Linked DNA regions of Homo sapiens: regions 1 and 2 are each linked to region 3. The links are chromatin loops, found by intact Hi-C in ENCODE. Cell type or tissue: B cell. All regions are shown on one strand. Links, peaks and the distances in the headings refer to the core of each region. The heading gives the core; the rest is flanking DNA. Region 1 overlaps HIVEP2 (HIVEP zinc finger 2). Region 2 overlaps HIVEP2 (HIVEP zinc finger 2). Region 3 overlaps LINC01277 (long intergenic non-protein coding RNA 1277).

Region 1 (11,335 bases), core at 1,167-9,166, 190 kb after region 3:
AATGCACATCTACTGCTGGTGGCTTTGTAGATAATTTCAATCTCTTGAAATCAATATGGCCATAAATATGAAGTCCATTATAAACATATTTTTGCCTTTCAATTTGATAATCCTATTTTTGAGAATATTCTAAGAAAAAACAGTATTGGTGGTACTGAAAATTAGTGAGAACATTTGAAATGTTGCCACATATAGGAATGATGAAGGAAATGACTTTATGTTAGCTTTATGGAATATCATATGGCTAGTAAAAATGAAAACTGAATTTCATGGAAATAACATACTTACGAAATGTTAAATTAAAAAATCAGAATACACAATTATATGTGCATTATGAGGACATCTCAGTGAAAATATGCTTACATGGGGACAAATAATAGATTAAAATTTTTAAAAATGAAAAGATTGTGTTTGGGTAATGGGATAAATGGTGTTTTTCTGGTTAAAAATGTCATCAATGTTTTAAGTGTTTATAAGGAAAAATAATATTAAAAATATTAAAATAATAATATTTTAATAAAATATTAAATATTAAAATATTTAATATTAAAATAAATAAAAAAATATTAAAAAAAAAAAAATAAATAAGGATAGCTGTACTAATTAGCCACAAGGGGAGGGCTTTTCAAGAGTCACTTTGAAACCCTACAAAATAGTTAAGATGTCTTGGGCGTATAACTTGTCAAGGTATTCTTGATTTCCCTATTTTAATTGGCCACTTCTCCACTGGGTTTGTGAAGAGACGAGTTGATTGTAACCATGATGAAGGGGGTACTCTGGAGACCGTGGTATTTGAGGTCTGTTCTCTCTCACTCTGAACTCATTACTCTCCCCTTTTCCTTCCCATCCTAAGCTGATAAGCAAGTTTAACATAGTTGCTGTTCAGTAAACTCTTGCTAGCCATGATTGAATTTTTGCCTATGAGAGGCACAGTGGCTCTACGATGCAAAGGGGAAAACAGTAGAATAGTATTCAGGAAAACTGCTTCTAGTTGCATGACCTTTTGCAAGTGACCTTCTGGGCTTCAGTTTCATTGTCAATGAAAGGAGAGTGTTTGATGACTATTAAAAGAGTTATTTAGGTCTATAGAGACATTATGATACACAGGCTTACTCGAGAGTGTGGTTGCTACTCTAGAGGGCTCCTCAAAAAGCTCATTTACTGTGATCAGTATTGCAACAGTATGATCAATTCAACTGCTCCCAGGGAGTGTCCTGGTGAACTCAGGGAGCATGGTTCCTGTGTACTACTCCCGGTAGACCACTCAGCTAGAGAAAGTCACTCAAGCCCAGCATTGTGTGTACATCTGATTTATTACATGCGAATAACTGAAACAAACCAATTGGTGACAAGCATGATCAAATATTAGCTAATGATAAATTGCTCCATTGTTTAGACCATGTAACATATAACTGAAATACAAAGGTCAGATGTCCTTAGATTTTCTGATAGAGCCAAAAAACACTAAGAGTCCCTCCCCCAACCCCCAACCCCTGCCCAGGTTGGTAAGGCAGGCAATACAAACAAATTAAAAGTAAGGAAGTTTAGAGTCAGTGACTTTCATCAGGTTATAAAATTATTTGAGGTGTTGCACTGCTGTATGGTGTAGCGATTGTAGGCCATTTACCATCGTGTGTTTATTTTCCTTTCATTATATGTGGTTATTTTTAAGGAAGTGAACATTTCTAAATAAATATTATATTGTGGTTTGTACGCGAGGCTTACCTGTTGCACAGGCAACAGATCTGCTTCTTCTGGGCTAATCAGTACAGTCATTTAGCTGAATCATCCATATGGGTGACTAATATATTTTGTACTTAGTGCTTTTGAACTTTGATATGAGGTGTCCATTACTACCACTTTTAGGTACTCTATGGGAACACTGAAAAATTCCTAAGTAGATTGAAGTCACTGACCACTTAGACAACCAGTTAGAAATGAGAGCATAGTTGCTGCAATACAGGTGAAAAACCTTTTAACATATTGCTTAATGACTGGTTGTCTTAGGAAATGGAAGACCTCTTACGAGGCAAGAATTACATAATTTTAGAAAACAATACCCTACCTAAGAAATGAAGAGGGACTGAAAAAGACTTTTGCGTAAGTCAGTTTTACATTGTACATCGAGAAATCAATGAGAAAGGATTTTTAAGAATCTTGAAGTTTGTCCTGCATCTTGAAGGGAGTGCCCTACCTCTTTCTTGGAAAGTGACTAACAGAAAGAAAAGTTATGCTAGCTTCTGCACGAAACCATCCTGGGAAGTATTGAGAAGTGGTATTATGAAGCTAGCTACCAAATATTATTTGAGAGAGGCTTTGTAACTTTTGCATAAAATGTTAGGAAAAGTACAGAAATATTTTCGCCGCTCTAGATATTCAAATGCGAAAAATGTGTGTGTTGAATCATTTTGCAGTTCATTGTTCAGGTGATTGTGTTTGTTGATTCAGTGTAATTTTAAATAACCAAACCATTTGACATTTGTCTTGTCATGTTTATGGCAAGAACCCTGGAATAAAGATTATTTATCTCTGTTAATGAAGAAGTCTTTTGAGACCATGTCCAAATGAGTTTCCTAAATAATTGTTTCTTGAATAGCAGTAAGACTAGAATCTAGACACAGGTTTTCTTGAAAGTGAAAACATATTTCCCATGACTACATGGATTTCTAGTTAGTATGTATAGTTACTGCTATTTGTCTTCTCTATTGTTAGCAACATCTTTTGTTTTGTTCTTTTCTGGAGCAACTACCTTCTAATACTAGTGGATAACATCTGTTTCAACCTTTATTTTTTAATACTGAGATTATCAATTAATTTTGTTAATGTGGTTAGTGGGTTTGGGGGAGTGGCAGTGCATGGCCAATTTCAAATTGCACAATTAAAAAATCTTGTGCTTATGGCTTTGGAATAAGTTTTTGAACTTTCACTTGAATATGATTGTGTTTGATGTTCAGAGACTTTTTGAAATATTAGTATGTTTGAACATACTAAGTCTACCTTGGGAAGACCTAATTTGGGAGTAGCTAGAAACTGTCCAATTTTCTATTTCACTCTTCTGCTCAACCCTCTAGCATTCATTTTAGGCTCTCTCTCTAGTTAAGTTAATGCTTGCTTTCTCTCAAACTTTCTCTTAGAGCTGAGATAGTAATTTAATGTTTGAAATTCAGGAAAAGTGGTTCTACTGGCAAAGTGAATGGAATAAACCAATATTATTTATAAATAATAATTAAGCTATTTGTGAGTCCTTAGGAGAGTAAACACTTTCTGTGGAGACAAGGTGTAACATTCTCAGAATGATTTGGAAATCCATGCCAGTGAATTATCTCCAAGACTTCTTGACCATTTTTATGTTTAAATGATCTGTCTAGATATTAGTTTCTATTTCTCAACAGAGATTGCATGTAGCTAGGGCTTAATGGCTTTCAGGAACTGTCACCTACAAATTTTCATTGCATAAGTAAATTAGAAGAATCAATGAGTATAATTCCAAAGCAATAAATTGCATTTTCCCCCATCTCTAATTTTAATGTCTTAACTGACATTGTATAACCATTATTTCCACCTGCCAATAACAAACTCTTCTGTTCTCACACTTTGTTGTATTCTTTTATTGTTTTCTCTATGCTTGAACATTCATTTTACCCCAAACTGGAAAATTTAACTTAATTCCTAGACGCTTTTGTTGTTTGATAGCTTTAAGTAGCACAGTAACGTAGGAAAAGATAGTATAATATCATAATACTCTGGATTTGATTTTTGTGTTATTAATGTATAGCTCCTATAATCACGCTCCGGTTTAAATGTAGTTCTTTGTTTTTTTCTCATTAGGTGGAGCCTTTGAATTTTTTAAAAGACCATAGTAATCAGATCTACTTGAAAAATTAAGTGAATTGATTTGGTTGGAATGCTCTTTTACCGATGCTTTAACATACAGCCACTAGGTAAGTCAAGCCAAGTGCTTTCTATATGGTTTGATTTCAAAGTTATTGGAAAGATTCCTCAAGCACAATATTAAATGAGCTTTATGTGAAATTTTGACAGTAATTATTTGAGGCTCTTGAAACCTGTGATAGATGTTTTGGATATTATCTAAATGAAAATATTCATACTTTATTGCATTTCTGGAAATGTCTGATTTTAGCTGAAGATTAGAAAATGTTGTCATTTATAGTTCGAAACCAGATTATTTTATTTGATGTATTAATGATGATTTGCTTATTATAATCTTGAAGTAATGTAAAAATATCAGATTTTACTTTGAATAAGGTTTTTATATGTAGTTTTATTGCATTTTGTCAGATTCACATCTAAGATGTAATGAACATTTGAAGTAAATTAGCATCTTTCTGTATTTTAAACCATTCTCATTTTATAGAAATCATGATTTCTGTAATAAGAATAGAAATCTTAAGGAAGGACTTGATGGATTCAGCTTCCTTGTTGCACTGTGCTGCTGTGGAAAGCTCCTGAGGTTGAGAACACATTAGTTACCAGGAGGAGTTTAGGCTTTTAGCAAATTATTGGTGCTGCCAAGACAGAATTTAGTGGGAACAGGACTTTGGCTACTGTTAAAATGTCAGTATAGTAAAGCCTGCTCTGTCAAACAGATTTTTGGCATCAGAAATTTATATGATACTGATTTTAGGGCTTGGTAATTTTTTTAAAAAATCCAAGCAAACTCATACTTTAATTAACCCTTTACACAGTAAAGAAAAATTGGAAAAAAAAATTGTATTCCTAATTTAGGTCACAAGATTTGAATTTCTGAAATTCTAAATGTTATTCATGATTCTAAAATTGTACAGCTTGTTACTTAATTTTCCTCCAAATAAACTGGAGCTATTTTAAAACCTGATGACTGATAACGAACAAGAGAGGAAAGTGTCTAATCATCTGGGAAGACAGCTTCTAAACTAAACCCACTAATAGTGTCTGCTTTACCTGTGAACATCTTAAGACAAGATGATGTCAGGTGGTTTTTTAGCGATAGCGTTGTAGTTTATGTAGTGCCAACAACTGCCCTAAGCTTTGTCTAAAATAATCTCCCTTTGTCTAAAATAATCTCCACTGCCTAAGAACTTGATATGCTAGTGTAGCTTTTGAGCATCCAGTGAGTGTAGAAATATCAAGTGTGGACATTCCAGAGACCCCTTTTCATTTGGCCCGTAAGGTTCATGGTTCAGTCTTCATTTGCCACCAATAATTTTCATTGTTATGGGCACATGGTGCTGTTTGGAAAAAGTTTTGGATAATTAAAGGGATATGAGGCAGTTAGATGAAAAACCCATTAGGAAGACATATATTTAAAAGTGTGAAAAGCAAAGCCTTAATTTTTTCAATAGCTATAATAAATGTTAGAAGATGAAATTAATAATCTGAACCACTAACTTAAATGTCTTTATTTGCAACATTTAATTTTCCATCTACTCCCAAGTTTGGCTTTTACAGTTATTTCCAAAGTATCCTAAGTGTTAAGTGACATTTAAATTGGTGGTACCTAATTTAAATTATGTTCAAGCGACTGTTTTATCAGTGCCTCCTGAGAATGGACATGGCCTGGACATTGAGTGCAGATGGCCTCCTTGTGTATTGCACTGTGAGTTCTGGACTCCTCTGGTTGAGTCAGCTCATTGGGGTCACTGTGCTTTGTAACAATTGTTTTGCATTAAATAAGGATGCTGCTTAGTTCATAAGGCTCTATGAGGATTAAATACCTGGCAGGTACTAGGAGTTCACAGTAGTGGTTATGATGATGGTGATTAATAGGGGTAATAGTCATTGCAGTCACTGGTTAAATGTAACCAGAATTATATTTCATCTATCACGTGACTGATTCTTTAGCCTGTCAACATGGTCTTTACTCAAAGAGCTAGGTATATTTTCTCAATTAAATCAAATACTTCTTTTGGTAAGGAAGGACTTCATATGGAATCGGTAAGCATTTTCGTGATGCATATGGAATACATAATCAGCAACCTCTTAGTGACTTTATCAGTGAACCTGGCCCTGTGCATTAGCCCAAATGAGGGTTTTTTTTTCAATGTAACTTTTTTTACAAATAATAAATTTTAAAAATGTGCCCAACTCCTCCCACCACAAATTGGTAGTAAATAGAAAACAGTTTGCAAAGTAAGAAAGGAACATTCTCATCCACACAATATTCTTCCTTTTATGGTACTTTTTGAAAAGTTAGTACATACAAATTATTATTATTTTTTATAATAATATTGCTTTGCATGTCCTGGCATTTTCCTTCAAGCAGTGAATGTTTTTGACTGGTCTTGACATTATTCATTTTAAAGTGATATTAGCTGGAGTCTGGGCTTTTAAACACATGGGTGATCAGATTTATATGCTGTCACTACATTGGATATATTTATTTAGGAATTATGTAAGTGATATTCCTTCCTAAAAAAAGAAGGTGAAAATTATTAAGACTCTCATAAACTTGAAAATATTGGGTTAAAGAGCAGTAATTAATTTGCTGATAATTATACAATTATTACTGTTAGTAATTTCTGGAGTCAGACATCACTGAAGTCTTACTTTAAATTAGGAAGTCCAAAATACATAATTCTGTGTTCTGTGGAAATTGCTATATTTTGTGATTTCCCCAAACCTTTTCTTCATCTGTTTATCTCTCCTTTCTCTTTGATATGCCTTTATATGTTTTTTCTTATTATTACTTATACCAATTAGGAAAATGAAAAGGAAGAAAACCCTTTTAATTCATTCTATTTGGATACCTTTTAGCTGGTCTTATAACGATTTGATAAGGTTGCAAATTAGATTTGCTATCTGTTATCTCCGGGTGTACTATAACTTCTGCTATCACAGATCATTCAGAGTAGACCTTTAAGTTTCAGTATATTGTGGCCTTCAAAATGTTTCCTATTATACAGGACTTCCTTTTATATTTTTATAGCTCTTCAGATGCATACAAGTCTTCTGTTTGGTTCCTTGTATTTTGAGATAACAGAAGAGGCTATCAGTATTTATGTTTGAGTATTAATATTTACAAACTGATGTGAAAATGTGGACTCTTATGTATGCTCTACATTTCTTCTGGCCTCCTTACAAAGACTGCCCTTTGTTTTGCTATTCTAGCTTAGGTGAGTGGAGCCCAGTACTGTTAGCTTATTTGAGCTACATGGCTTCATTTTTCCAAAATTATTTTCTTATTTTTTCTTATTCACAATTTGACTCTTCCTGCTTTGTTTTTCAAGTATTTTACCTGGTTATACCTTCATTCGTTCATGCATTTAATAAGTTTTCATTCACATATTCATCATTCCATCAGTAAGTATTAACTAAACCAGTAGTATGAGCAAATCCCATTTTGTTCCACAAGCATGCTGCAGCCATCTGAAACCCTGACTGAAGGCTTCTTTCATATCATTTCATAGTATTTCCTTCTGTCTATCCTTCCTGTCTCCTTCAGTTTGCAGTATAGGATGGCTGTGTGAAGGAGCCTCTCATTTTTCACTCTCCATGCAAAACCTACACAGTGAATCTTAGTGACTGATCATATGCCTTGTTTCTATGATGGCATGAATTAATATTTGTGTAATGACTTACTCTCTGTCTGCAAATGGCTTCCATGTACATTATCTCATTTGAGGCAATAGCTATTATGTAGTTATTACTCACACTTTATTTTGTGTATAAGGGACCGGAGGCTTCATGGTGGGGGGGTTGGTTTTAGTTGAGTAATTTGCTTAAAGTCACAGCACTAGTGAGTCATAGAACCAGAATCCAACTCTGTTTCTCCCATTTTTGGCTAACATGTCAGTCACTACCAAGTCACCAGTCTAGTTAACTGGCAGTGTTCAAATGTTGGAGCGTTGTGGATGTGGCCACTATGTTCTTTTTATTATGACTGACATAAAGAAATAGAAGCCAGCCGTATCAAAATCTGGGGGCAGAGTCAAATCTTATACTTTTAGGGAATCTTGAGGTAGTCCAAGGAATAAAATGCTGTAGAAAGATGTGGACTGTAAATTTTCCAGACCTCTGTCAGTTATCACCTTCTGGAAACTGAAACCTGATGATACCAATTGTTAAGTTTACCCAATCACTTCCCTGATCTGAGAATCTCATGATTTCCAAGCAATATCCCTTGTGGATCAAGAATGGCCTCTGGAGTTCCGGTTCCCTTGGCAGTTACAGTTTTCACTATAAATCCTTTAATTGGATATTGGACAAAATCCCCCACATAGAGATCTTTATTTTATGTTTGAATCTGATATCACATTGATGTCTCACCCATGAATTGCCAAGAGAAAAATTCGCTTTCTTAATCGCATTTTCTACCTCATCTATTATTTGCATTTTGGGTTAATGCACTTTACTGACGTCGGAGTCTGGTTAATAATTTTATTGTAGTATTACTTCTCTTCATGTTTGAGCTCCTTTGCCCGCATCACCCCTTAACAATTTATACTTCTCTCATGCCACTTTTTGTATGCATTTTTGTACTTGCACTTTATAATAAAGTAATTTATGTGAAGTTTTCCTGTCATATGCCTGCACTGTAAATTGCTTGTGTCTTCTTTATTCTTAAAAATGGTGATTGAAAAAATAGTAGACATTTAATAAATATTTGTTGGGTTTAATAAAAATAATTGCTTGTGAGGTTTTTTTTGTTTGTTTTTGTTTTTTGTTTTCTGTTTTTTTTTTTTTTGAGACAGAATTTCACTCTTGTTGCCCAGGATGGAGTGCAGTGGCACAATCTCGGCTCACTGCAACCTGTGCCTCCTGGGTTCAAGCGATTCTCCTGCCTCAGCCTCCCTAGTAGCTGGTATACAGGCACCCACCACCATGCCCAGCTGATTTTTTGCATTTTTAGTAGAGATGGAGTTTCACTATGTTGGCCAGTCTGGTCTTGAACTCCTGACCTCAGGTGATCCACCCACCTTGGCCTCCCAAAATGCTGTGATTATAGGTGTGAGCCACTGCACCTGGCCAAGTTTCTGTTTTAAAATTCACTTTGGGGACTGAAAATCGATACCTGGACACAGGTTTAATTTTAATTATATTTGTGAGATGAATCTGCAAGTCTGATACCTATTAAATATCCAGAGCCAGGTCATGAATACAAATTTATGAATTTTGTAGTGCAAAAATTGCTCTTAAAGTAAAAGAGTAACAAACCCCTTCCCCACACAGCAGAACAAACCTAAAAACCCCTACAGTCCCTGACCAGGAGGTCTCATTCTCCTTGTTTTGACTATGGCAACAAAAATAATTGACCTCTGAAAAAATTTAATGAGATAAATTACATGTGGCCTCTGACTATGAGGGATTCCTGTGTAGTGTGAAGGCAAAGCACAGCTGACATTGACTGCAGGACAAAGGGGCGTGGGAAGCCCATGAAAACCTTTGAGCAGGAGAGCACTGCACTCAGAGCTGCGCTTCAGGGAGATGGGTCGGGCTGGGCCCTGTTGGATGGCGGGTGAGGTGGGGTGGGGGGCAGCAGTCACTGCAAGCATAGAAGCCACTTAGGAGGCACTTCCATGAATTCAAACAAGAGCTGTCATCTCATGTTGTGCCCTGTATGTCCTCCCACGCTTACATCACAGATGAAGGCACTGCATCGCAGACCTCAGTGGAGACTCGAATCCCAGGCTGAGGAAGTTCTTTCTGATTTCCTCCCATATCCCCCTCAGCTCCTTACTTCTCAGGTTTTGCATCATGGTGCCCTTGTGGCTGCGTTCCACTCAAATTGTTTTTCTTAGGACCCTCGACCCTTCCACGGTTCACTGCCTCTGAGAATTGTCCCTGGATCCCAGGCACGCAAGGGCATCAGGCCTGGATCTGGCCTTTGGCACTTTGCCATTTGTACCCAGAGTACTTGCTGGTCTCCTGCCTACTTTGTGTGGTGGGAGATCAGACCGGTGTGAGAGTCTGGTTGGAGGGTAGTGATAAGGATTGACAGGCACTGGCTGTATGAAGGAAAGTATGCAGGACACCAGCATAGGGGCTGCCTGATTGGGTCTAGGGTGAGCTTGTGTGGATGTGCATGCATTCTGGGGGTGGGTAGCAGGAGGAAGCGGTCAGTGATGACCCCAGGCTTTGAGCTTTGGAGTTTGAATATCACTTTTAATAGAAAACATGAGGTAAAGAGAGAAGCTGGTTTGTCTAGTAGTGTGATGAATTTGATTGTGTACCAGTTGAGTCTGATATAAATATAGATAAAAAGCATGTATTTTATAGTACTTTACTTTTCGTTTTTCATGAGGGTTTATAGTTGGAAACAGGAATTCACTGGAAGACTTCATCATCTTCCTCTTTTTGCTGTTTTTTTTCAGCTCCTTAAATATTTCCCAAGAGTTTAGGATGATTTTAGGTTTTCTTAACCTTCACCCTGCCAAAATTCCCCCACAAATTCACCTCCTCAGGAACATGTGTATGTGTCAGAGTACTCTCAGCAGCCAGAAGTGTGCCTCCCAGCCTCTTAAAATAAAAACATACAGGAAAAATAGCTATCTTTTTCTTTTGAGGAGGGTGATCATTGCCATCTCACGACTTGCTGAAATAGCACAGCAAAGAAACATTTTTTGGCAGGCTGGAACATCTAGGGAACGCGCAAACACATGCACTTCTCTTTTTCTCTGATGTGTTTCATTGATTGAGGCAGTCTAGTTCGGGGAGGCAGGGGGATTTTTAATTGAGCTTTAAAAAAAAAGTACTAGGCATTTGTATCTAAAGTTACTTTTTCAATTGGTGGTATTTCTAACAACAGAAAACCTTAGTTTCTTAAATTTGATGGTAGCAGTGAGTTGATTGGTTCCAGTGTAATCTTTCCCATCCCCATCCACTGAGGAGTTTTTGAATTTCAGAAGAGATACTCTTGATTAAATCAGTTTAAGAGTATATAATGATACTGTAATTATCATTTGTCATTACCTTGTGTACCTAATGATTAAAGCAAACATTTAATAACTATAGGGCAGTAAATACATTTTAGATCTTGAGCCATAAAAAGATTTCCATTAACAGAATGTTTTGTGCACAAATAAATTATTCATTGGCTGTAGCAGAGCTTGATTCTGTCATCATCCTTAAGTGGAAATTTTGAGGACACCAATCATCACAGATGCCAACACTCAGTTGGCTTGAGCCCCATTCTTCTTACATGGAACCTGAGCTTTTTTGGCTATTTTTAAAAGCTTTAGTTCATTTAAACTCAATGAATATTTATGGCATTTCTGCCATATGCAATGTAGTGTTTTGGTGCTGTGGAGGAATACAATGATGAGTAAGTCTGCATTTCAGCCTTCAAGTTGCTTATAAACCCTACCTAAAATAGAAATCGGACTAGTACATACCTGAC
Region 2 (11,335 bases), core at 1,027-9,026, 100 kb after region 3:
TTTTGGAACTTTTCTTTTAATCATTATGGAAATAAATACATTTTAGATTTAGCTCTAGTCACACTTTTGGTTCTGGAGAAGTACAGAGGACTTTGTGAGTGACTAGGAGAGAATAGGAAAATACTATATTGTAATAAAAAATAATTTTGTTTTACTTGAATTCATGTGGGGACACTGCTGTTTCAATAACATGCTTGATTATAGGCCATCTGAGTACTTAACTATTACTTAGATTTCATTGAGGGCCTATTCTGAAGTATTTAATATAGATGGAGGCTGAACAAGGAGATGTGCTCTCAAACACTTGAGTACTATGTAAATATATTTCCATCTGAGAATATATTGACTTTTACCTACAGCCCGAAAGGTACGAGGTGATGATACATCTTGTTATTGTCCAGAGAAGTGAATGAATAGTCCTGGAACCACCTGCAGGTCTTGGGACTGTCTCAGTTACAGGGGCTGTACTTTGTTTAGTTAGCTAGCCTTGAAGGGATTGAGGCATTAGTAATTTGTGCTGAAGGCCACTTAATAAAGAGAAGGTTATAGTTTTATGGGTAGTTTGTAAGAAAAATAAAGCCACTGAGCTTGGAGATACCACAGTAGAAAAGGGTTCTATAGGAACCAAAGATTGTGAAGCAAGCAAGTAGGTAGGTAGGTTTTTCATGAATGGTTCATTCATTCTTATATGTTCATGAGTATGTGTGCATGATTCACTTCTCTCTTCATTCCTATATATATCTGTTCACTCAGTGAGCTCCCTTCCTTTCATTTCAGCTATTTAATTTGAGCTGGGCTTTGATTTGGGAAAGTACTGGCTGTAGAGGAACAACACAGTCGTTTAGTGTGTCATGGAAATAGGATGTGGACCTCAGAAAGAAGAGAGTCTTGATTTTGTCATCACATATCTTGGGAGTCAGTTTTCTGGAAAAACAACAAATGACTGGTGAAAGCTCATTTGAGAAGGATATTACTCAATTTGATTATTGTTAGAGAAGAGTGAAAATTTAGTATGCCCTTCTGAATATTTTTAGAGAGGAGGCCAGTTTGTGAAACAAGTCAGCCTGTCAGATACAGTCTGGCCATATCAAAGACTTTTCAAAGTCTATGAAAATGTGGAGACTCTTGAGTTAGAGAACTTGGATCTCAGAAGCATGGAGAGCCAAACATTATGGTAACAACTTACTGTTTCTCTCATATTCTAACTACACATTTAAATGAAACCAATCCTGAATGAAACAATGAGTTTTAAAATGGTTAGTTTGGGAAACTTCAAGTCTTAATCCTTTTCATTGTATGAAATAATATATCTTCTTAGGTTGGAATTGCGCACTTCATGATGTACTTTAAGTAACAAAAGTGGAGCACTTTAATTTTTTTCTAAAGAGAAAGTGTAAAATACATTATCCTGCAAAACTTCCTTTTATCCTCACAGTTATTTCTTCTCTTTCATGGTGTAAAAGAGGTGCATTTGAAAATAGCACCAGGAACCTGAAGAACTCCTTTTTTTTTGTTCTGGTTTATATTTTCAATTGTGTATTTATTCATAAGTTAATTTATCTTACCGTTCTCATACTGATCTTTATATCCTCAGTCTATACTAAATTTATGGTAATACTGATTTTATTTAGCCTGTAATCAGGATTATAAAATAAAACATTTTTAAGTCTTCCCTCTTTGTCCTTTCCAAGTGCCATCATCAGCAACTAGGTATAGACCAGAGAGCATGAATTTTGAATAAAATCTTCACTGAGCTTAGGCAGTATTTGGGGAGTCACATGCAGCTTGGGGAGTGCTAATTGTATACCATTGGCAGATGATTTGAAGGAACAAGTATAAGTATGTTCAAATCAAAAACACAAGAATTGCTGCAGAGATTTAATGGATAAAAGAACAATTGATATGAAGGAGAAAAGACACCCCAAAAAAAGTTGGTGTAAGATCATTCAGGAAACAGATATCCACTACAGTATTTCCTAGGATTGGATACAGTGGAATCACATTTACAGTCAAGAATCATTTGATACAGTTTGGGAAGCCAAGTAAATAAAGCAGTTGGATGTGATTAGATTTTTTGCAGGCCCCTCTCAGCACTCACACTCAGGGGCACTGGCCACTGGGAAGTAAAGAAGTGGTTGCAGTTAGGAATAAGGAGTTTGAAAATGAGAAGAGTTTGCGATTGCTTTTCAGCAAGATTGAAAGACTAGCTATGCTAGTCCTGAACTGAGTGGAGATTTCAGTTCTCTGAGCCTATTTCTTGAAAAAATCGGGATAGAAATATATATATGTGAAGCAAATAGCAAACTCTAATATACTATGCAAATTTAAGATATCATGTGATAAAGTTGTATTATTCAGATGTTTAGGAAATAAGACAACAGAATATTATTGAAGGGCTTTGCATCACTGTAAGTGGGGAAATCTAAGTTACCTTTAATATTGCCTTAAATAGTACATGACTGGATAGGACAACTAATATATATTAAATGGTAAAGTCTTTGATGTGCCTTTACCATATAAAAAAATTTCAGTAACCTTCTAAACATGAAACTTGTTTATCAAGAAGCAGTAGAACCGAGGATGAACTTCATGAAAACATCGAGATGATTTCTGTGCCAATTCTTAAGATTAATTTCTTGTCAATTCATAGGTTACAATGCAATGCACATTTTAAGTATCAGGATACTCATAAAACCCTAAACATATGTTTAAAAATAGAGTTTATATTTTTAGGGTAGTTTTAGCTTCTCAGCAAAATCCAGCGGAAGGTACAGAGATTTCCCATGTACTTCCTGTCCCCACATACACACAGCCTCCTCCACTATCGAAGTCTTGCGCTAGAGTGGTACATTTGTTATAATCCAAGAACCTACATCGACACATCATGGTCACCCCAGGTCCATAGTTTACATTGTTTTAATTCATGTCCTGATGTGAAACATTGCTTAGTTCAAATGTTAGAGATGTTGACACAGTAAAACATCTGTAATGTTTGTTCACCATGAGAACAGAATCTACAATTTGTTTTGTAGTTGACGATCTGTCTCAAACTGCACAAGCTGAAATTAAACTATTTCAATTTTTTATTTCAAAATGATCATAAAATACCTTATGGCCTTATTTTTAATCGTTATTAACCGTAAGCCACAGCTTCTCTACAATTACACATTGTTATAATCTGGTTTATGGCTTGAAACTAAATGGAAGGCTGGAAATTTAGAAGGAGACTTTAAAAATCTTTAAGAAACATGAACAGGTAATTTCCATTTTAAAACACTCTGGCTAAAGGTTTTGTTGGCTATTAAAGTGGATAAGTATAAGATTGAAAGATTCTTAAGAGATTCTGATTGTTAAAAGTATTAGTTGAGATAGGATAACTTAAGGTCCTAATAAATAAAAGGAGTGCAGTGGGTGTTTTCATAATGAAAACATATAGAATATGCTTTTAGAAACGTCTCAGGGGGCCTTCTTGCCTACTTTCACCTTACTGGAGCTCTGCAGTGAAGAAATGTTCCTTTTCCTGTTTTATGTCTGACAGTTATTTACGGAATTCACAATTGGAAAGGAGATAGAAAACGAGGGGAAAACAACTGCAACAACACTTACGTGATTTTTCACTTTTGATGACTTGGAAATAATCCTAGTGGAAAAAAGAGTCATCTTTAGGGAAACTGCGTTCAAAATTACGCTGAGGAAAGTGCGCCCGGCCAGTGCGTCCTCCAAACACCTGGAAACGCACGCCTTTTCCTCCCCGTGGGAAATCCAGGCGGTGGAGGAGGGCAGCCTGCAGTCTGCGGCTGGGAGCGCTGGGCTTGCGAGCTCGGTTTCCTCCGGGAGGAAGAGCAGCTCTTCCCCGCGGAGCCCCAGGGCTGGCCTCCGGTAGCAGCGCTGGGCCGGCCGGGGACGGAGGCGCCGGGAGCGCCAGCGGGAGAGGGGAGCCCTGGCCGCCCGCCCCGCGCCGCCGCGCCGCCGCGCGCTGCCTGCCCTGGACGCGGCTTGAACTTTGGCCCCCCGTCCGCTGACACCCGAGGGAGCATGAATGCAATGACGTCTCCGCAGGGCTCAGCTGCACAACAGGAAATGCTCTCGGCCTCCCCCCTTCCTGCCGGGAGAAAGTGGGGCTCGCCGCGCCCGGCGGCCGCCGCAGGGCCGGCCCAGACCTAGTTTCTCGGCCGCGGGCCCAGCGCCGGGAGCTGGTCCGGGAGGGAGAACGCGCGCCCCGGCCCGGGTTCACTGGCCCCAGCGTGTCGGGGGACTCCACGGTGCGGAAAAGCCCGGGGGTCAGGGGACAGTTGGGCTCGCGGGGACCACAGCACTGGCACCTCCCTGACTCAGAGGACGCCCAGTCAGGTGGGCCCGGAGCACCGGGGGCTCCCGAAGTGGGGCCTGATGGTGCCCAGGAGCGCTGACCTCAGGAGGCCTGAGTCCGTTTGTCATTGCCCGGATAGAATATACGCTCTTTCTTTTCACAAAGCCCTCACAGGAAACCTTGTTTAACTCTCCCTCTAACTGCCACCTTTTTACTTTGTTGTGGAAACAAAGATATGAATGTTTAGTGCAAAGCACAAACATCATGCCGTTAATACACTTCCAGACAGAATCATTACAAGAAAATGATCTCAGTGTTCATGATTTTAGCTGTTGTTATTTAGGGAATATGATTAATTTGGTTTAAAAGAATACTAATGATCTTGTGAATTTGAAGACAGTGTCAAAGCCCTGGATTTATTATACTGAAATTATTAGATGGACTTTTACTGTTTTTATAATAATATTATTTTGCTAGAGGTAGACGTAAAAAGTTGAACACAAGCAAGTTAACCCAAGCTGTTAAATTTAAAAAAAGTTTAAATTTGCATGAATCATCTTTAGAACTATATTTAAGAATCGATGTTTAGTACTAATAATCTATAATTTAGTAACTTGAATCTTACGTGTCTTCCATACTTGCAGGTATGATAAAGAAGAGTCGTATCAGCTGAGCAGTCGTGATTGTGATTACGTCCCTGGTTGACTCATGAATAGGCTTTGTAATGGTAGATTGTTCTTTTGGACACACAGCCAAAATGCTAAAGTTCACTGGGAGGTCTGCTAAGGTTTCTTACATCAAAGAGTTGACAGAGAAAGGACTTACTAAATGAAAATATTATTTAGTAGTTTCTAGTAAACCTCAAAAATCATTCCAAATTGGAACATACACTATGTTTACATGTTTAAGTTAAACTGAGTCATGAAGCTAACCGCTGACTTATGTATGCTTTCAGTAGTGTTGCCTAAATGTTCTCATTTAAAAGAAGTCCCCATAGGATTATGAGATGTGCATATAGTACGATGTCATTTTTCTTGGGAAACTTTCAGCTTACTTATGCAATAAGGAAATTTAAGGTTATTTGAGTACATCTGGAATAATAGCTTTAGATTTTTGAAATTTGTCTTTTTGGGGTAGCTTTTCCCTTTTTCCTTGACAAAATATAACACAACGATCCTATTTCCTATCTGAGCTTAGTTCAAGTTGTTATGGTGGCAAAGTTATGGGTTATGAAATGCACAAAAATGTTGGTACAGATATACTTAGTGGCCCACTTAAGAAAATAAAATTGGAGATTAAGAATAGAGGGAAGGTTGTGGCTCCTTGGTATTATGTTAGGAGAGCAGAATCCATTATAGTACACTCTTACAGTTAAACAATTTGGGGACAAACAAGGTTATGTGAGTGACAAAGTTTCATAAAACTAGAAAGCACTATGTTAATGCAAGATTACTTTCTAAAAATATTGATTCTCATTCCCTTTTTTCCTTCACAATAAAATTGTATGGAACGTTTGTGTGGTAGAACAAGGAGAACTTCTAAAGTGCATGTTAGTTTCATCCTTTGAGGCCACATATTGGGTCTCCTGCATTCTATCTGTTTACTCTCTATAAGATTTAAAACAGAGAGAGTAAATAGACAGAAGGCAGAGGACCCAACTATGTGGCCTCAAAAGATGTGGCCGCAAAGGTACTATGAAAGTATTTAGTAGTAGTATTATAGGGACCAGTTACTCCAGATTTGTATGAACAATAATCCCCAGTTTTGATGCAGCATCATGTTGGAGGTGCTAAGTAGGATCCTTAGACTTATTAGTTGAATCTCATAATCACCAGGAGATTAACATACTATTTTATGAAAAATGGAGTGTGAAAAGTCCTTATGGACTGCATAGATTCTGAATTTTTATAACATTAATCCAAACCCAGTACCTTGTCTGTAATTATAGTCTAAGCATATGTGATTTGATTAACACATGAATTACAAATATATCTACTTTTGGGCATATATTCCACCTTTTGTACTGCAGAAAAATTTTGTGCCTTTGCAGTGACCAAAACTATAGTTCTGTTTAGGGTCAGTAGGAGAAGATGTTTTTCCTCTTAACTGAGAAGTTTATGTTTCTTGGAGGAAAATCCTAGAATAAATGCAATCTTCCATTGTATCTTGGAATTACAATTTGAAATATCTTAAACAGTATTTTTTGAAAGAATTGGTTGTCTACTGTATGCCTTTTCCAATGAACTACATAAATAAAGGCAGAGTTTGTCTTTTCCTCTCTGAATGCCTAATGCCTAGAACGGTGCCTGACCCGGAGTAGTTGCTCAGAGCACGGGTGCTGAATGAGGAAATAAAGATGATACTGCTATCTCTCATATTTCAGATGCTATTTTGTAGTCTTCGGTCATAATTTTAGAATTCTCTTTTTGGTAAGAGGTTTAAAAAAGTGAGATATTATTTGATTTTTAATGAAATGTAAACATATAGCAGATGCACAATAAACATTTATTAAATTAAAAAACCACTGAAAGAAACATGATACTGCAATCCTGGTGCTTTATTTACTATTCTAATCATCTGCAGTCCTCCTTTTGCATCTAATGAGAGTCATTTTTTAAAAAGCTCATTGACCTATTGATTTATAAAAGAAGACATTTAGCAAAGCTGAAGAGAGGCCCACTTGAATTTGAATCATTTTAACTAGCACTTAACCCTCGGCCTTTACCTAGCGGTTTGAGATCCAAAGATTCTTTGAGTTCTTAAACCTATTTCATATTTGATTATTTATTGCCTAACAGGATCTTTGATGCTACATTTGAGCCTTTCTGGACATCGGGATTATGGATTAAAAGCCGTTGCTGTACCTCCTGCCTGGTACTGTGCCTGACATAGAATCTAGGGGCTCCACAGGGCTGGCTTTGTGGGCATGTGACCTGTGCATTTGTACAGGGCTCCAAGCTCAGAAGGGCCCTGAGTTTGGTTAAATGATCTGCTGTCACTGTCTTGAAATTAATTTTTGAGCAAGGGGTCTTCATTTCTCTGCCTTGCTAAGGTACAACTGAATAAAAAACAGATGGTGTGTTTGGGATCCATCCAATATATCAGCTGAATTGGAATATTATTTGGAATCAAATATGAATGGTTTTGAAAAAGAAAATCTTCTCCAAAGTGTTCAATATATCCTCTTGGTTGGAACATAGGAGACTGTAGCTAACATCATGGGAAATGTAATAGGTAGCATTAACTATCTTATTTTTAAATGTCATCTGTTATATTTTGGTTCATGCTTATCTTATTGTTCACTATTAAATATTTAACTATGATTTTTTTTTTTTTGAGACGGAGTCTTGCTCTGTTGCCCAGGCTGGAGTACAGTGGCACGATCTCAGCTCACTGCAACCTCCGCCTCCCGGATTCAAGCAATTCCCTACCTCAGCCTCCCGAGTAGCTGGGATTACAGGCTCCCACACCATGCCTGGCTAATTTTTGTATTTTTAGTAGAGACAGAGTTTCACCATCTTGGCCAGGCTGGTCTTGAACTCCTGACCTCGTGATCCACCCGCCTTGGCCTCCCAAAGTGCTGGGATTACCAGGCATGAGCCACCGCGCCTGGCCTAAATATTTAACTATGAAATATTTATCTCTTATTAGTGGTATAATTATTTACTAATTACTGATTTATTGATAATAGTTTGTTAGATGTTGGGCAGGATTTATATTAAAACATGTTTGTTTTCTGGAGAGTACTATGTGTTTACATGAATACATGTTCATATAAATACTATGTATTTACATGCTCATACCTGCAAAATAATAGGAGGGGACAAGACAGTCTTTTAAAAAAATCTGTTTTTGAGGCTCTCTAGGGATGTACATGTCATAATTCTTATTGAGAGCCAGTTCTGTTGCTTAATCAGACTTACGACTGGAAAAGAGGCAGTCAGTATAGAGTGGGACCAGAACTGTGGGTTTCAGAGCTGGCCTGCCTGGGTTTGAGTACTGTCTCAGTTACTTTCTAGTTGTATGACTTTTGGCAAGTTACGTTTATCCCCTTAGCCTCCAGTTTGCTCACCTGTAAAACCAGGATACCTCTTAAAACAGACCTTATGAGGCTTAAGTGTACTAATATATGTAAAGAACCTGGCCTGTAGTAAGCACTCAATAAATGAAGTTCAGGCCACTCTGGATCTTACTATTTTAAAATTTTAGAAGTATACTTATGTGGTTATTTATATTTATTAAATGCGAATTGAGAGCTTGTGTTGCTATCCCCAAAGACATCATAGTCAAGTGAAGGAACTGACTTGCAATTCAAGAATTAGGATATTGGAATAAGGGCAAAAGTAGGGGGAAGCAGAGGGTGAAAAGAAGGGCCTGGAGGGAGCCCTAAACCCTCCTTGCAGAAGAGGTGAAATGGAACATTCCCTCAGCTGCCTTTGGAAGGATCAATAGACACTGAGAGCAGCTTGGTGAGAGTTTGAGAATGCATAGCGAGTTTGGGGAATTTTAAAGAGCTTAGTATGGCTGAAGTTTAAAGGACAAGTGGGAGATTGTGAAAAATGGGATAGAGATGTAAGATGAGGCCAGATCCTGAGGATGTGGACTAGACAGAGAGGAGGGAAATGAAGAAAGGGTCACGTCTTAGACGCCAACGAAGTTGAGTTTCCCCAAAGAGACTTTAAGCATCAATACCATATGCTATGGAGAGTTAAAGTAAGATAAGAACTGAAAAGTGATTAATAATTAGGAAATTGCCAGCATGTAGTTTGATCTGTCATTTGCTATTTAGGGTGATTGACTATTTAAGCTTTGATTTTTTGGAAGTGTGGAGAAGGCATTTAAATTAGATCCCAAAGTTTCTGACTAAAGGAGGATTAAGTCCTAGATTTCCAAAAGAAGTTTGACAATCCTTTTTCTCCCTAGTTATTTCAGATTAGGATTAACTACTGGTTTGAGATTAATACATGGCCTGACTTAGATTGTAATCCTCAGTAGGGATAGGGCAATAGAGCCTTATTTTATCACTGTAACTTCAGAATCTGATGGGATTTTTAGTTCATAATGATAATTAAAAAAAACTGAACATCAGACACTTTTCTAGGCCTTTTACATGTGTTATCCTCTTTTCTTTTGAGGAAGAGTCTCATTGTATGACCAAGGCTGGAGTGCAGTGGCACAATCTCGGCTCACTGCAACCTCTGCCTCCTGGGTTCAAGCGATTCTCGTGCCTCAGCCTCCCCAGTAGCTGGGATTACGGGCGTGTGCCACCACGCCTGGCTAATTTTTGTATATTTAATAGAGACAGGTTTCGCCATGTTGGCCAGGCTGGTCTCGAACTCCTGGCCTCAAGCAATCTGCCTGCCTCCCAAAGTGCTGGGATTGCAGGCATGAGCCACCTTGCGCAGCCTATCCTCATATTTTAAACTTTTTATTTTTTTGAGGCAGGGCTGTTTGTCTTCTTATTTTATAGATGAAAACATTGGAAGGGCAGAGAAGTTAAATATCTTGTCACACTGCTAGTATGTTTTGGAGCTTGCATTTAAGCTCCGGCAGTCCTAATTCAAATCCCAGACTTTCCTTTTTCATGACCTGCTTCCTTACTGTAGCTCTGTATACTTTTGCTGAATGAATGGGTGAATGAATGAATAAATTGGGGAAAAGAGATGGATTTATATATGTATATTGAGACAGGATCTCCCTCTGTCACTCACTGTGGATTGCAGTGGCATGATAATAGCTCACTACAGCCTCTACCTCCTGGGCTCACAGGATCCTCCTACCTCAGTCTCCCAAGTAGCTGGGACTACAGGCATGTGCTCCGATTCCCAGCTAATTTTTTAAATTTTTTGTAGAAATGGGTTCTCCCTATGTTGCTTAGGCTGATCTGGAACTCCTGGGCTCAAGTGATCCTCCTGCCTCAGCTTCCCAAAGTGCTAGGATTACAGGCGTGAGCTACCATGCCCAGCTGGATTAATAAATTTTTAATCCAGACTAGTCAATCTGAGTATAAAATTTTTTATCTCCTTGTTGGTGGTAGGTACCTCATCCCTTTTATTTTCTTCAGAGAAGTTTATTCTTCTGTTACCTATGTGATAACCCAGTTTCTAAATTCTTGAAGCACAGGATGTATTCAGGAATTGATTTCCTGGAAATTAGGGAATTTCCAAATGAGTTCTCCCTCCTGCTATCCAATAAGAATCATGGGGTCTTGGTTGTCAGAGAGGAGGTCTTTAATACATACCTGTGATCTGGATAGTACAAGAGTGGACACCATGGGTAGGGCTCAAAGTGAAGCCGTGAGCCACTCACATGTGACGGAGGACTAGACCAAGGTCAGCTCTGCATGCCGAACCTTTGGAAGCCAGGACTTCGGAGATACAAAGATAATTGAGTGACAAATAAGTAGCAGAATATGATAGAAGGGATATTATCCTTACATTTGTGACTTTCTTTTTAGCTATAACTCTGTGACCTCATGTAGCAGTTACACAAAATGGGACTGTAATTCTTACCTTTGGAGATAAAATGAGTGGTAGAGGAAATGTTTGTTAGGCTTATAGAAAGATCCAACTATTGTGTCTTTACAGTGAACAGAATAATTAAATTTGATAGAACCAACTTTCCTACTGTAGAAATACTTTTAAAGAGTTTATGTCTAATGACATAAAAATATACTTAGGAAGCTCTGTTTTTATACAGAACAAAGTGTTTTTCAACTTCTGTTGTTACATCCTTTGAATAGGTTAACATTTCTGCCTCCTTTGAGGACTAATTCTTTGCTCTTTCACATCAGTGACCAATGTAGAGTTTGCTTACATTTATTTACAACTTATTAACATTACTAGAGAATAGCACACTAAATGTGAAAGGAACAGAGTAAGATCCATGTCAGGGTATCAATTTTTAACTCAATAAACTTATCAGTATTTTAAAATGCCATTTTATTATTTTTGCATAGATAATGTATATTACATCTTATTTCCCAAAGCTTAATAGGTTTGAACATGGACTTTATTTGTAGAAGGC
Region 3 (11,335 bases), core at 1,801-9,800:
TCAACAAAATTCATGGACTGCTAGAAAGACTAATAAGGAAGAAAGAGAAGAATCAAATAGACGTAATAAAAAATGATAAAGGGGATATCACCACCAATCCCACAGAAATACAAACTACTATCAGAAAATACTATAAACACCTCTATGCAAATAAACTAGAAAATCTAGAAGAAATGGATACATTCATGGACACATACACCCTCCCAAGACTAAACCAGGAAGAAGTCGTATCTCTGAATAGACCAATAGCAAGTTCTGAAATGAGGCAATAATTAATAGCCTACCAACCAAAAAAAGTCCAGGACCAGATGGATTCACAGCCAAATTGTACCAGAGGTACAAAGAGGAGCTGGTACCGTTCCTTCTGAAACTATCCCAATCAATAGAAAAAGAGGGAATCCTCCCTAACTCATTTTAGGAGGCCAGCATCATCCTGATACCAAAGACTGGCAGAGACACAACAAAAAAAGAATTTTAGGTCAGTATCCCTGATAAACATCGATGCAAAAATCCTCAATAAAATAGTGGCAAGCCGAATCCAGCAGCACATCAAAAACTTATCCACCATGATCAAGTTGGCTTCATCCCTGGGATGCAAGGCTGGTTCAACACATGCAAATCAATAAACGTAATCCATCACATAAACAGAACCAACGACAAAACCCACATGCTTATCTTAATAGATGCAGAAAAGACCTTTGACAAAATTCAACAGCCCTTCATGATAAAAACTCTCAATAAACTAGGTATTGATGGGACATACCTCAAAATAATAAGAGCTATTTATGACAAACCCACAGCCAATATCATACTGAATGGGCAAAAACTGGAAGCATTCCCTTTGAAAGCTGGCACAAGACAAGTATACCCTCTCTCACCACTCCTATTCAGCATAGTATTGGAAGTTCTGGCCAGGGCAATCAGACAAGAGAAAGAAATAAAGGGTATTCAATTATGAAAAGAGGAAGTCAAATTGTCTCTGTTTGCAGATGACATGATTATATATTTAGAAAACCCCATCATCTCATCCCAAATTTCCTTAAGCTGATAAGCAACTTCAGCAGTGTCTCAGGATACAAAATCAGTGTGCAAAAATCACAAGTATATCTATACACCAATTACAAGCAAATAGAGAGTGAAATAATGAATGAACTCCCATTCACAATTGCTACAAAGAGAATAAAATACCTAGGAATGCAACTTACAAGGGATGTGAAGGAGAACTACAAACCACTGCTCAATGAAATAAAAGAGGACACAAACAAATACAAGAACATTTCATGCTTATGGATAGGAAGAATCAATATTGTGAAAATGGCCATACTGCCCAAGGTAATTTATACCTTCAATGCTATCCCCATCAAGCTACCACTGACTTCCTTCACAGAATTGGAAAAAACTACTTTAAATTTCATATGGGAAAAAAAAGGGCCCGCATAGCCAAGACAATTCTAAGCAAAAAGAACAAAGCTGGAGGCATCACACTACCTGACTTCAAACTGTACTACAAGTCTACAGTAACCAAAACAGCGTGTTACTGGTACCAAAACAGTTATATAGACCAATGGAACAGATCAGAGGCCTCAGAAATAATGCCACACATCTACAACCATCTGATATTTGACAAACCTGACGAAAACAAGCAATGGGGAAAGGATTCCCTATTTAATAAATGGTGCTGGGAAAACTGGCTAGCCATATGTAGAAAGCTGAAACTGGATTCCTTCCTTACACCATATACAAAAATTAACTCAAGGTGGATTAAAGACTTAAATGTAAGATCTAAAACCATAAAAACCCTAGAAGAAAACCTAAGCATTACCATTCAGGACATAGGCATGGGCAAAGACTTCATGACTAAAACACCAAAAGCAATGGCAACAAAAGCCAAAATTGACAAATGGGATCTAATTATACTAAAGAGCTTCTGCACAGCAAAAGAAACTCTTAGCAGAGTGAACAGGCAACCTACAGAATTGGAGAAAATTTTTGCAATCTATCCATCTGACAAAGGGCTAATATCCAGAATCTGCAAAGAACTTCAACAAATTTATAAGAAAAAAACAACCCCATCGAAAAGTGGGCAAAGGATATGAACAGACACTTCTCAAAAGAAGACATTTATGCAGCCAACAGACTTATGAAAAAATGCTCATCATCACTGGTCATTAGAGAAATGCAAATCAAAACTACAATGAGATACAATCTCTCACCAGTTAGAATAGTGATCATTAAAAAGTCAGGAAAAAACAGGTGCTGGAGAGGATGTGGAGAAATAGGAATGCTTTTACACTGTTGGTGGGAGTGTAAATTAGTTCAACCGTTGTGGAAGACAGTGTGGTGATTCCTCAAGGATCTAGAACTAGAAATACCATTTAACCCAGCAATCCCATTAGTGGGTATATACCCAAAGGATTATAAATTATGCTGCTATAGAGACACAAGCACATGTATGTTTATTGTGACACTATTCACAATAGCAAAGACTTGGAACCAACCCAAATGCCCATCAGTAATAGACTGGATAAAGAAAATGTGGCACATATACACCATGGAATACTATGCAGCCATAAAAAAGATGAGTTCATGTTCTTTACAGGGACATGAATGAAAGTGGAAACCATCATTCTCAGCAAACTATCACAAGGACAGAAAACCAAGCACCACATGTTCTCACTCATAAGTGGGAATTGAACAATGAGAACACATGGACACAGGGAGGGGCTCATCACACACTGGGGCCTGTAGGTGGGTGGGGGACTGGGGGAGGGATAGCATTAGGAAAAATACCTAATATAAATGACGGGTTGATGGGTGCAGCACACCAACATGGCACATGTATACCTACGTAACAAACCTGCACTTGGTGCACATGTACCCCAGAACTTAAAGTATAATATAAAAAAAATAGAGAATGCTTTCTATTAATACTTCTATTATTCAACAAGATTCTGGAACTTATGGACAATAAAAGAATATAAGGAAAGGAAAAAAGTATATATTGGTTGTAAAATGTATGATTATTTACCAAAAATTATATAACTACCTTGGAGTAAAATCAAGAAAACTGTCTGCTACAGCAACAGAAAGTACGAGAAAGCAGTTAATACAAGATTAATATACCAAAAATCAATAAAAGTTAGAAAATGAAGTGGGAAACAAGACTCATTAGTAATGCTAATAAACATACCTAGAAATAAATCCAATAAGAAAGATGCAAGATTTTCAGTTAAACACAAAAGAAAGACTAAAATAAATGAGGAAACATAACTACATTGAGGGAAGAGTATAAAGTAGTAAGTTATAATAAAATTATTGCAATTACAATTAAAAACCAAATTAAGCATTTTCAGAACCTTGAAAAATAAGTTTAAAATTTCATTTGGAATGTAATAAATAAGTTATAATGCTATGAGCAATGTGAAAATGATTAAGTCCTCATCTGTAATTTATTAAAACATATTATAAAATACAGCAATTAAAATACTCTGACACTAATAGAGATAAAAATCAATAGGTCAAGGAGTTATTCATAATAAAAAATAGACCTTGATATATATGAGCTTTACTATATAATAAAAGTGATATTTCATATTAGTGGAGAAAAGACATATTGTTCAATAAATGGGCTACAAAATTTTCCTACCCAATTGGGAAGAAATGAATCTGTATTCCTACTTCAGAACCATATCCTAAAAGGTCTCTAGATTGGTTAATGTTTTAAAAATAACAAAAATAATAAGTGTACCAGTGGAAAATAATTTTTATGTAAGGAACACCTTTCTAAACACATCAGATAAGTAGAAACCATAAAGAAAAAAATGAATGAAATGACTATATAAACAAGATAAAAGACAGATGACAAAATGAGGGAAATTGCAATGATACCCAATGTGTTAAAATTATCTTTCACAAATCTGTAAGATAAAGGAAAACACCACTACAGAAAATAAACAACAAATATGAACACAGAATTCACAAAGAACACAGATGATCATTAAAGATAGCTCTTAAAAAATACACAAACTCACTTATAATTAAGTAAAAAAAAATTAGACTAACAAAGACCAAAATGTATTACAAATTTACATTGTTAGGTATGATAATAGGAAAAAATATGGACTTTAATCATTCTTGATGGAAGCATACATTGATATATTTTGTCTTTCTCTTCTAGAAATTTATTATGCAAAAATATTTCTCCAAGTAATCACAGATATATGTATCATTATATACATCATTATATATGTATAATGATGCCACTTTTATTACAAGTGTGAAACTAATCCAAATGCCTATCATTGCGGGACTGGTTAAATAGATTATAATAACTCTGTATAATAGAGTGGAATACTATGTGGCTATTAAAAAGAATGAAATGACTCTGTGTATATTGATATGGAAAGATACCCAGTGTATATTGTTTAGTAAAAAGGCAAGTGCAAGTTACACATACACGCACAGTATGATATATTTTTTGTAGTATATTTGTGTACATATTTGCATAAACATAGTCCAAAAACTGGAAGGATATAGACCAATTGCGATCAGTGGTTTTCTCTCAGGCATGGTGTAAGGATGGGGTGGAGATTTCATTATTCCTTTTGAATAAGTTTGTTCAATGATGCCTATGTTGTTTGTATATAGAAAAAAATGAAAATGAAGAAGTATATGGTACAACTGGGGAACTCAAAGCCAAACTTGTGCCTAACTCTGACTTTAAATACCTGAAGAAAACAAATTTTGAAAGAAAATTCCTCAAGTTAGTCCTATATCTCTGGAATATGATAAATTTCACAGAGATTTTTACGTTGTTTTCTCCACACATTTCTCTGTGATGATCTGCGCTGCACTGCTTGATGGAGTCCAAAGGGTTTTGCCGATGATGAGGATGCCAGAGTGTGGCGCCAGAGAGTCACCAAGCCCCAAATTAAACTTAGGAGCTATGGCAAGGTAGGGCCCCCAACCAACAAATCCAGGAACCCAGGCCTATCATAACAGTAATCTGACCTGTCAAGCCCTATTTTCTTTCACTTCTAAATGCCTTTCCATTGTTCCTTGAACCACCCCTGGAGGCCACGTAAGATGACAGCAGCTGCTGTCAGGGAAACTGCCCCTGGTAGCTGTAGTTTGGGGATGGGATGGGTACAGAAGAGATGCTCTGAAGACATGAAAACACCTCTTTAATGTGGCAAGACACTGAATTGTAGGGAATGGAAAGAACATTAGCAATAAACTTTGGTAGCTGTTTTGGAACACAGACCACTTGGAATGGAAACAGAAATTCCCTCAGGGAAAATCATAGCAAGTAGACTGCAGCCACAAAATAAAGAACAGCCCAGAATATACAAATGAACATGTTTCTTCCTACACTAACTGTATATCTTTATAGCATCACCTTCAAGGCTAACATATTTCATTTCCTTTACTGCTTTATAATTCTTTGGAGAGCTAATTTTAAAAACAACTTTGCTGTTTACACTCTTAAAATTTTAGCACATATATGCAACTCAGAAAATTGGACTAGATGGGAGAAAATCCATATAGTAGCAAAATTATTTTATAAATTATTAACTGGCTGGCATTTTTATCTAAGTATGAGAATCATGAATTTTTTTCAGCATTTCCTTTTAAAGAGGTTATAAAGTTAAGCTGTAAAAGGATTCACATCAGTCCTGCTGAAACAATGGATGATAAAGTCCAAGCAAATAGCCATTGACACAAACTTGTCTTTGTCTTTATAGGAAGGGAAATTTCAAGAATAACTCTAGAAACAAAGTAATTTTTATAGAGTGAAGGCAAGACTGTGCATTAAAATGTGCTTTTTGTTAGGAGGTAGTCATGTGGATTGGCTCTGTGTCCCCACCCAAATCTCATCTTGTAGCTCCCATAATTCCCATGTGTTGTGTGAGGGACCCAGTGGAAGATGATGGAATCATGGGGGCTGGTCTTTCCCGTGCTTTTCTTGTGATAGTGAATGGGTCCCACGAGATCTGATGGTTTTAAAACTGGGAGTTTCCCTGCACAAGGTCTCTTTGTCTGCTGCCATCCACATAAAATGTGACTTACTCCTCCTTGCTTTCCACCATGATGTGAGACCTCCCCAGTCACATGGAACTGTTAAGTCCAATAAACCTCTTTCTTTAGTAAATTGCCCAGTCTTGGGTATGTCTTTATCAGCAGCATGAAAACCGACTAATACTGGTAGACTACTGGATCTAGGCCCAGTTTTGCTATTTATTAATAAATAGAATTGCATAGCTCATTTTGGGTAGCTTATCAAAATCCTGAACCTCCATTTCCTTATCAAAAGATAGAATTGAAGTAGATGGTGTCAAAGGTATGACAACTCTAAGCTTTTTATAACTATCAAATATAATTGTAGATTTTTAACAAAATGCAACAGGTAGAGAGAGAGAGATGAAAGAAGGAAGTAAGGGGATAAATTAAATTTAAAATGATGTCAAGCATTAATTTAAAAAGTAACCTTTATTGACTTGAAAGTAAATTTATTCTGTTTTTAAACACTATTTTAAAAATATGCTTTATTCACATTTATGAAATCATTTCTTCAATTAATATCATACCTGAAGTCATAGTACATGTTATTTTTTGTTATTGAACAATTTTTGTTATGCTATGATCTGAGTGTTTGTGCCTCGAAATTCAATAGTTGAAAACTTCTCTTATGTGACAGTATTAGGAGGTGAGACCTTTGGGAAATGATTAGATCATGAAGATGGAACCCTCATGAATAGGTTGTGCCTTTTACAAGAGGTCCAAGAAAGACCCCTTACCCCTTCCACCAAGTGAGGGTGGAAAAGATGCCTTCTGTGAACCAGAGTGGGCCCTCACCTGGTAGCAAATCTGCTGGCACCTTGTTCTTGAGCTTCCTGGCCTTCTGAACTATGAGAAATAAATTCCTATTGCATAGAAATCACTCAGTTTATGGCATTTTTGTTATAGCAGCCTGACTAGACTAAGACATTGTAGTATGTAAGCAAAATGGGCTCATTTTTATATATGACAGAGACAAAAAAACATAAAACATATTACTGGAAAGATACTAAAGCACTCAGATAAAATGAAATGGAAATGCTATTTTCTCCATGAGAAAACAAAAAAGAAGAGGAAGATAATAAGGTGCCTGATTTAAAAAAAAAAAAAAAACTTTTACTTTTGAATAGTTTCAGATTTACAAAAAAAAGTCGTGATGATAGTACAGAAGGTGGCTATATAACCTGTACCCAGTTTCTGTTATTGTTAACATACCACATCTCTATGATTCATTTTTAACAACTAGTGAATGGTTATTGACATATTTTAATTAACTAAAGACCAAACGTTATTCAAATATTTTTACTTTTTACCTAATAACCTCTTTCTGCCCCAGGATCCAATTCAGGGTGTGTGACATTACATTTAGTCATCATGTCTTCTGATTTCAGTCTGTATAATTCCCAGTTCCTCACAGCTGGGACTCCTGACATCCCATATACAAGAGCAACTCCACCCCTGTGTCAGGCCATATTTAAACTGTGCTAATCCCCCAGGCAGAAGCCTCAGTATCAAGTCCCATTCTTAATATCAAGTCCCATTAGGTTTGACCCCATACTAAAAGCTACCAAGTTAGCCAGTCAGTCCCAAATTACAGGCCTTCCATGTACTCTGTTCCAGCAGCTACTTTTCTGAGGCTAAGACCCCTTTGCTTTTAATCTGATCTAGGATCAATGTCTCCTGCTGAATTTGACTCCTATGCTCACACCCTAGTCACGCATCCTTCAGTGTCAGGCTCTTAAAAGAAGGTGGTCTTGTCTATAAGCTCAACCTTGCTATGTGCCACTGATTCTAAAGTTGAGCTTCTGCAGTAATCTAATTTAAGATCTTTGTTAAATAACCTATCTGGTTTTCCTCTCAGAAACCTAGGAGCTTGTTTTTCTTCCAGACAGATTTCCTGGTGGGTATTAGGATCCTGTCCTGGAAATCCAGTCTACCAGCTAAGGCCTTGTTTCGCCATGGACACCTGCACCACCTGTCCTTAGGACCCACATGATCACTGGTATCATGTCATGGATCTCCACTCTCAGCCCAGTCCTCTGAAACACATGCCAAGTAGTTCCTATATGAAATGAATGACTGGTCAGGGGCCATCATGATTATACTCAACAACTGTGATTGTACTCTACAAATTTTCTCTGAGTAAATGCCCATGGGCCAAAGCCCAGGTCATAAGCCTTGGAACCTGAGTCAGCTTCCTAGGGGACAGAGTGGCTCCCTCTCCGGTCAGGCCTGGCTCTGCCCTGCCCATTCTCACAGGGAGCCATCAGTCACACTCTCCAAATGAAACAGTCTTTTAACTGAACAACTCAGCAAAAGGGGGAAACTCAGTTTTTGTCTAAATGAAAGAAAATTGAGGACCATTTAGAGGCCATTTCCTGACTTTATCTAAATATAAGTTAAATTCTACACTGCATTTGGTAACGGATAAGCTTTGTTTGCAGCTATAGAAGTCATGATTGTTAAATTTGGTCAAGATAAACCATTTACTTTAGCTCTTTTTATTTGACATGACCCTGATAAGATACAAATTTGAAAACCACATAAAACATTTGGAAATACTAAAACATTGATTATGTAAATTTAAAATTTTATTCATATAGGGATCCTTCTTCCAGCAAAAAAAATTTAATTTTAAAAATCTTAGTTTTTTTGTTTACCCAATTGTCAAAATCAGATTTATCAGCTAGCATAAATCATAATTCCTATAACAGTTTCACAAAATAGGCTAGGTTTATAAACACAATCTATAGGGTGCTTTTTCTTATATTCTATTCATTTTAATTTTTAATTGATGCTTATTATTTAATAATGTTATTCTTTGTTATTATTGACACCTTTGAGTTTAAGTACTCTGTAGTCTAGACAGGATACACTTATTGATACTGTAAATAATAGATAAAGGATTAGTGTGCAATTTACTGTTAATGTGATTGATGGATTCGATTCTCCACTGTAATACTTCTCCATTCTTATTTTAGCTCCAATGCCAACGGTCTTGATCATTGGACAATGCCTATAATGACTGCATGAAAATGAACGTGGTTCTTCATATTTCTTAAATTTGTTCTTTTGGTCTTGTCGTTTCATAAAAATTGTGTTACGAATGGAATGGTACAAAATGGAGCTTCAAATCAGGATCTGTTTTGCTGTTGTACTGCCTTGCTATATACAATTTATTTTTCAGAGGTGGAATCTTGGGTTTGTTTAATGGAAGGTGTGAAGTCAGAGAAATGAGAATAGAAGTAGCTTTTCATGGCTGTGTTTACTGAGGTGAGGCAGAATGACAGAGTGGACCTTGTTCCTCCTCCTGTGCAATTCACAGAGCTTATAGGAGGTGACCCTGAGGCCGAGGCTGAGATTTCAGGTGAACCTCTGAAAGGGTGAAAAGGCATTCTGCCCAGCAGGCAACTATCCATGCATCACCCTTAGTCATATTAATATTAAAAGAAATCCAGCATATACCTGAGAACATCCTTGCTTTATCTCTGTCGAGAACAAGACACAAAGAATAGGCTTAATTGCAGATATTTTACATGTCTGTATATGAATTTTTAATTGCAATGAGAATGGGATTAAAATTAGAAAAAAATATCGCTGATTACAGGTTATAAAGTATTAAGCATACTCAGTTTCTAGATCTTGATTTGTAATACTATTCTCCAATAAAAAGCATCAGGTTCTGTGGAGAAACGGCCGATTCTAGGAATGGGGCAGAAAATATACAAGACAAGTCTGCAGCATCGTGTAGTGTCATCAAATAAGGAAATGCTAAAAACAAAACAAAAACGGAGTATGTTAAAGGAATATAGAAGCCAACAGAAAGATATTCCAATGGCCCCAGCTGGGATAATTGGAGCAAGAAAATAAATAGTGCAGTATTACATTATATCCCAATGTATAAAACAAATATTCATGAGTTATTGAATAAATAACATGTACAAAAGAATTCCAAATAATTTGTATAGCTATTCCCTCAAAGATATGGAGAATAACTCCCCCTGCAACAACCCCCATAAGTATGGGCTGCACATAGTGACTTCCTTCTAAAGAACACAGCATGGAGGGAAGGGAAAGAGTAACTCTTATTGGAAAATAACTCTGCTTCAGCCACATAATCGCATTTGACATCATCCATGACAGGTCACGTTGACAGCATGAACCTTCGATGTGATGTGAGGAAAATGGCATTCTACCTCTGTGTTCTTCCTCCCCAAAATTTGTAACCACCATCTAATCATGAGGAAAACATCATACAAGTCCAAATTGAGGAAGATTCTACAAAATGCCTGATTAATATTCATCGAAACTGTCAAGGTCATCAAAAGCAAGGAAAGTCTGAGAAACTGCCACAGCCTAAAGACAATCCAGGGAAACGTGATGACTCAGTGGTATTCGGGGTGGGTTTCTGGAACAGCAAAAGGACAACAGGTAAAATCTAAGAACATACGAATAAAGTGTGAACTTTAATTAATAATGATGTATCAATATTGATTCATTAGTTTTGACAAATGTACCATAGTAACGGAAGATGTTAACAATTAGAGAAACTGGGTGCAGGGTTGTGGGAACCCTGTGTACTATCTTTGCAACTTCCCTATAAATCTAAGACCATTCTAGAATACAAAGTTCATTTTAAAATAAATTTTTAAAATATTTAGAATACTAGACCACGGTATCAAAATAGGTAGAAATCCTTAGTCATAGGACTCTTATAATCCAAGATGTAAACTAAAAATTATACATAAAGCTGTTCAAAACAGGATTAATTAAAATAACATAAAAAGGAAAATTAGGGAATGATTAGAATAAAATTATTGTATAATTATAGCCATTTGATGATGTCAACTTTTAAAAAGCATGGTGTGATGTGTATGGTTTGGCTATGTCCTTACCCAAATCTCATATTGAATTGTAGTTTCCATAATCCCCATGTGTCATGGGAGGGACCTAGTGGGAGGTAATTGAATCATGGGGTTGGTTACCCCCATGCTGCTCTTCTCATGGTAGTGAGTTCTCACGATATCTGATGGTTTTATAAGGGGCTTTCCCCCATTTGCTAGGCACTTCTCCTTCCTGCCATCATGTGAAGAAGGGTGTGTTTGCTTTCCCTTCCATCATGATTGTAAGTTTCCTGAGGCCTCCCCAGCCACGTGGAACTGTGAGTCAATTAAACCTCTTCATAAATTACCCAGTCTCTGGCAGTTCTTTATAGCAGTGTGAGAATGGGCTAATACAGGTGGTATATAGGCAAATGCATGTGAAGCACTACTGAATG

What was found. Hi-C counts contacts between places; a loop is a spot of excess contacts. Peaks named below come from ENCODE experiments on the same cell type or tissue, not always from the same donor. Only the 100,000 strongest peaks of a DNase experiment are listed, where the experiment ranks them.
Region 1: a loop joins it to region 3, with 2.1 times the contacts of the local background. A loop is called at or near these places in 3 of 110 quality-filtered maps.
Region 2: a loop joins it to region 3, with 2.2 times the contacts of the local background. A loop is called at or near these places in 2 of 110 quality-filtered maps.

Annotation. Positions count from the first base shown.
Region 1 is chr6:142,829,541-142,840,875 of GRCh38, reverse strand. HIVEP2 (HIVEP zinc finger 2) reads left to right here. Exons shown (of 10, transcript NM_006734.4): 2 at 3,829-3,941. Among named protein-coding and RNA genes, the nearest start is that of HIVEP2, 110 kb to the left of the region's middle. In B cell, for the core only: no CTCF peak of the experiment used is centred there; no DNase peak of the experiment used is centred there; H3K4me3 peaks cover 577 bases; H3K27ac peaks cover 1,231 bases.
Region 2 is chr6:142,919,641-142,930,975 of GRCh38, reverse strand. All of the region lies in intron 1 of HIVEP2 (HIVEP zinc finger 2), which reads left to right. Among named protein-coding and RNA genes, the nearest start is that of HIVEP2, 20 kb to the left of the region's middle. RefSeq lists silencers at 2,742-2,831, 3,733-4,302. In B cell, for the core only: no CTCF peak of the experiment used is centred there; DNase peaks (open chromatin) are centred at 2,865 and 4,065; H3K4me3 peaks cover 2,489 bases; H3K27ac peaks cover 4,398 bases.
Region 3 is chr6:143,020,819-143,032,153 of GRCh38, reverse strand. It overlaps LINC01277 (long intergenic non-protein coding RNA 1277), which reads left to right. Exons shown (of 3, transcript NR_038987.1): 2 at 10,201-10,488. Among named protein-coding and RNA genes, the nearest start is that of LINC01277, 11 kb to the left of the region's middle. In B cell, for the core only: CTCF peaks have their summits at 4,712 and 4,912; a DNase peak (open chromatin) is centred at 4,903.